Linked DNA regions of Mus musculus: region 2 is linked to region 1. The links are chromatin loops, found by intact Hi-C in ENCODE. Cell type or tissue: gastrocnemius. All regions are shown on one strand.

The links. A loop is a pair of places that touch in the nucleus more often than their neighbours do. Peaks named below come from ENCODE experiments on the same cell type or tissue, not always from the same donor. Only the 100,000 strongest peaks of a DNase experiment are listed, where the experiment ranks them.
Region 2: a loop joins it to region 1, with 2.3 times the contacts of the local background. A loop is called at or near these places in 3 of 42 quality-filtered maps.

Annotation. Positions count from the first base shown.
Region 1 is chr10:83,181,531-83,184,030 of GRCm38, reverse strand. All of the region lies in intron 2 of Chst11 (carbohydrate sulfotransferase 11), which reads right to left. Among named protein-coding and RNA genes, the nearest start is that of Slc41a2, 160 kb to the left of the region's middle. In gastrocnemius, a CTCF peak has its summit at 1,225 (motif pointing right); DNase peaks (open chromatin) are centred at 1,232, 1,906 and 2,054; H3K27ac peaks cover 1,179 bases.
Region 2 is chr10:82,794,540-82,797,039 of GRCm38, reverse strand. It overlaps a transcript of Hcfc2 not described here. Among named protein-coding and RNA genes, the nearest start is that of 1700028I16Rik, 16 kb to the left of the region's middle. In gastrocnemius, a CTCF peak has its summit at 1,478 (motif pointing left); DNase peaks (open chromatin) are centred at 1,464 and 1,818; H3K4me3 peaks cover 1,158 bases; H3K27ac peaks cover 1,148 bases.

The DNA.
Region 1 (2,500 bases):
TGGCAGTAGAACCAGGCAGCAAAGCCTTGACTGAACCTGAATGCTGACTCCCTGTGTTGTCTGGTGACTGTAACTCCTTGACTCCACCTTAGCCATCTGACTGTACGGTCAGTGTGGGTGGTCCAGGCACCTGCTCCTAGCCACGGTCCTGGGGTATTTCCATCAGATCAGCTCTGGTGTCTCTGTTACACCCGAGGAACTGCTGGTTGGGTATTCTTCTCCGGGAGTGGGCTCTGCAGGAATGCCAGACACATCTGGCATCTGCTCACGAGGCCTGACTCATGCACATCTGGTATCTCACTGACAGAAAATGACTGATAGACATTAGCTGGAATAACATCCTGGCTGGACAGTTGAAGAAAGGGGCAACATCGCGATGAGCTATCAGTACAGTCAACACACTGTAAAGCAGGCGGTGGATTTCAGGATGCTAGAACTGTAGGCTATTGTGTGTGTGTGTGTGTGTGGTGTGTGTGTGTGTGTGTGTGTGTGTGTGTGTGTGTGTGTGTACTTGTGGAGGTCGATCTTGGGTATTAGGTATCATTCCTTAGACGCTGTCCATCACTCTCCTTCAACAACAATAACAACAACTACTACAACAGTGTTTCTTATTGGCCTGAAACCTACGCTGGGATAACAGACACACATCACAATGCTCAGTGTTTGTTTGTTTGTTTGTTTTTTGCTCCCCCCTATCCGTTCTAGGGATGGAAGCCAGGACCTCAGGCCTGTGCAGCAAGCACTGTACTGGTTGATCTATCTCTGATGCCTCCTGGTCTATCAACACCCCATCTCCCTCATTAATACAAGTTACCCACGTACCATTCCTGGTGGGGAAGAGGCTAGAATTGGGCCAGCCCAGCAGATACCACCGCAAAGTATTCCTCCCTTTCCCACCTGCTAGGCACCTTCTACCCCTTCCACAAGTCACCCACAAACCCAAAAGTCCAAGAAGCCACCCCCAGCATCAGGCCTCACTGTCTCTAGCTGCCCAGCCTTCAACAGTTACAACATTGTGAATGAATACAGCCTGTGCCTTCCCTGCCTGCAGGGCTGCTGGCCCAGGTCTAAATGTCTTGTGTGTCTCAAGCACTTGGTGCTGAATCCTTGCAGGACTCAGAGAAGGAGGGTTAGCATTGTGCCAACACATTAGTGCCTCTCTCCTGCTAAGTCTTTTTCAAGAGAGATGGCCATTTGTCATCCACACGGCAGTGTAACGGGAAGGCCACAGGGAGGCGCCACTGAGACCAGTATCGCTGAATTCACTAGCTGAGGAATGTAAGCGACTGCATTGATTTTTAGGTCACAGCTGAGGATACACAGCGGTGCACAACAGCCACACAGACAACCTGGAGCCCAGAGATGAGTAAGACACCCACAAGCTGAGGACATCAGAGGTGTAAATACCGTGTAACTGGTAGATTTTTGAGCTACTGCGTATGTGGGGGTGGAGGGGGTTGTTGCTCATAACCCAGGTGGAGCATTTCTCTGCGCCCACCTAATCCCAACTCAGCCACCCATTCCTAGGACGCAGCACTGAGGAGGACTTTCCTTGTCTCTCTAACCAGCAGCCCCCTGGAGGTACAGGGATGAATCCCAGGCCAGAGCATGGGACGAGTCAGCCAAGGGGCTTACTGCTATGTATGTGGTTCTAGGCCACCTCTGTGCACCGAGGAAAATACCCCCTCTCCTTTGCCCTCCCTACTATGGTTCATTTGTTTGCAGGTGCGCGTGTGTGCCTGTGCACACAGAGAAAACCAGAGGGTAACCCCTGCTCCTTCAGGTGCCGCTTCCTCCCCCTCTTTTAAAGACAGCATCACATGGGTCAGAAGCTGCCAGTCTGTCTCAGCTTCTAATGAATCAGATCCCATTACAGATGGCTCCGAGCCACTGTGTGGTTGCTGGGAATTGAGCTCAGGACCTCTGGAAGTACAGCCTGTGCTCTTAAGTGCTGAGCCATCTCTCCAGCCCCACGTGCCCAGCTTTTTACGTGGGTTCCAGGAACTGAGCACAGGTTCTCAGGCTGCTGCTGACTGAGCCGGTCTCCCAAGCTCTCAGGGGACATTTCTGTGAAACCCGTGGAGTGTAGAGTCCGGATGGCTGCAAGTTCAGAAACTCAGCGGGAGCAGGTGGCCTACTTTCGTCACCAAGGCAGGGAATGTGGGCTAGGCTCTCCTGGGCTGGCCTGATTTGGGAACTCATTAAAATGAGCAAAAAAACCTGAAAATGGCAGGTTCTCTTTTAAAGGACAGTGCCTCTGCTTGGGCTAACAGGAGAGACAAAACGAATCTATTTCAGGATATAATATTTAACCCTAACCCAACCTCTGAGTGGTCTATGGTCCTTGTCCTTTGGCTTCTCTGCCTCACTTGGGAGAGCTAGGACAGAAGGATATTGGTAGGGGTGGGGTGGGGGGTTCAGGGTAGAAGATGAGAGAAGCTTAGGCACTTTTGTTCACACCAGACTCTACAGGGGCCAACTGTCTAGTGGGGTGTCTCCC
Region 2 (2,500 bases), 390 kb after region 1:
AGAGCATCGCTTGCAAGACACACTTGTTTCCTCCTTCCTTCTTCTCTGTGACCACAGCATTGTTAGGGGAACAGCTCAGTTACCAAAAAAGAAGTGGGGGACCAGAAAAATCTTTTAGCCATGGGCTCGTCAGAAAAGACCAACTCAGCCATTGCACAGGGGCTCTTCTGGTACCGATAGGCATTTCAGCCTAGTTCTAACTATCCTGTCATTGTTGGGGTAGCCTTAAAGAGGACAGAAACGAGAAATTCCTTTCTTGCAGTCAGGCGTGTTTACCGGCTCAGATAAAGAGCAGAGACTCCGGCATTTTCCCCTTTTTGTAAGGGAGGATAATTGCAGGCAGCTGTAGGACCAGATACTACGTAACCATTTCCTCCAGGTGGCTGCTGCTTTTCTCTTTCCCTGCTTTGTTTTTATTTCGACTTTATTTCCTCTCTCCGAAACAGAGCAGGCCATCAAGCAGTTTTTTATTCTTTAAATTTTTATTTTCAAACATGATTGCTTTGCCTGTGTGTGCCTGTGCGGCACATGTGCTCGAAGAAGCCAGATCAGGATGTTGGTGTCTGGTCCGTGGGTGTAAGCTACTATGTGGGTGCTGGGAGCCAAACCTGGGTCCCCTGGATGTCGGTACTCATAACCAGCAAGTCATTGCATTAGTTCCTTTGTCAAGGATTTTAATAGAAATTTGAACAACCAGAAGTAGATGCTTTCTCCCACCCTACCCCGTTCTTTCTCACTCTTCTTTTCCTTCTTTTTTCCTCCTCCTCCTCCTCCTCCTCCTCCTCCTGTTTTTAAAGTAAGGGGCTCACATAGCCAAGTCTGTCTCGACTGTGTATATAGCTAAAGATGACCCTGAATAGGTCCATTTGCCTCCACCTCTCAAGTACCGCAATTACACACAAGCTCACATACACCCCTCTCCATGTTACATAGCGCCAGAAACTGAACCCCAGCCCAGTTGGATCATTCCACTCCCCGAGCTACACCCCCAGCCCCTGAGCACAATTTCTAGTCGAGTCTGAAGAAGGGAAATAGCCAGATGAAGGAGGAGAGGCATGCAGATGCCTCAACACCAGAACCATGCCTGGGCGAGTGATGAGAAAGAAGCCAGGAGGAACCTGGGAGGGGTGGGGGTGGGGCAGATTACAAAACACGGTCGGCTTTCCGTCAAACTGTTTTGAGTTTGATTTTATCTCTGGGTTTGGGGAGCAGGGGAGTATTTAATCTCTAGAATTGAATAATTCAAACAATTTATTGATGATATCTCTGACAGTTGGCAGGAAGGTAGGATGGGATGGGGCAGGAACGCTGGCAAGGAGCCCAGTTCTTTGGCCGGGTGGGACTTGGGACTGAAGCCCTGTAGCAGAAGGGGTGGCATTCCGGAGCTCAGGTAGCATCCATGGGATCTGCAAACAGTTCCTGGGGGGGAAGACAGAGACAAGAATGTGAAGCAAGGAGCTACTGCCCTCCCCTGGCAGGTTCTGGGCAGATTGAGTCATGCGTTAAGCAGTGCACACTGGTTCCCAGAACCGAGCCTGCTGCCTGGAAGCAACGTCAGGAGTTTCCTGCGGCTGGCTCTCCGCACAGCTTTGTCTTTGGCTCCGGTTAAGTGCTGTGCTGGAAACTGGAGTGGGGAAACTGGCATTCTTCCTCTCCCCATGGTACTGTCTACGACAGACAAACAACATATGGAAGCTTGAGATGTCCAAACAAGGCTGCGGGTGTAGCTCAGTGGACAGGGGGCTCACCCAGCCTGTTGGAAGCCCTGAGTGGGGTCCCCAGTGCTACACGTGCTGGACATGATGACGCAGGCTTGTGATCACAGCACTTGAGGCAGAGGCAGGCATTCTGGGCTTGATGACAAGAAGCAGAGAACCTCCTGGAACAGGAGTGTGGGCGGAGCATGCAAGATGAGACCCAGTTCTGAATGAGACTTTCCTGTCGCTTTGTACGTGAGGAAGAGACACTGTCTAGCCTCTCCTTTCTCCCGTGCTGTGACTAGCCATCTCTTAGTGGAGCTTTTGAAGTGATGAGAAAGTAGTGATTTCTGAACGAAGATGACTGCTGAGCATGATATTGTCTCAAAGGGGAAAAAAGGTCAAGGGCTGGAATGATGGCTTAGCAATGCTCCTGCACAGGGTCTGGGTCCAGTTCCCAGCACCGACATGGCAACCCATAACTGTCCGTAACTCCCACTGCAGGTGTAAGGAAACCAGTGTCCTCTTCTGGCCACATGTGGTACACATACATACATGCAGGCAAAAACACTCCTGCACATAAAAATAAATAAATCTTTGGAAAAAAGAGATTACATATGAATAAAATTAAACTGATAATTTCCAAACGCATCACGTCTTAAAATCAAATTCCGAATCCTTCCAAAGAACAAAGTAGTTGAGAGCAGTTAACAGCGATAATCTGGCTGAGAAAAAAAAATTGTCCTCATTTTCTTTGATGAACTGATAGAAAGTAACAGAATGTCTAAATCCAGCACTCAGCA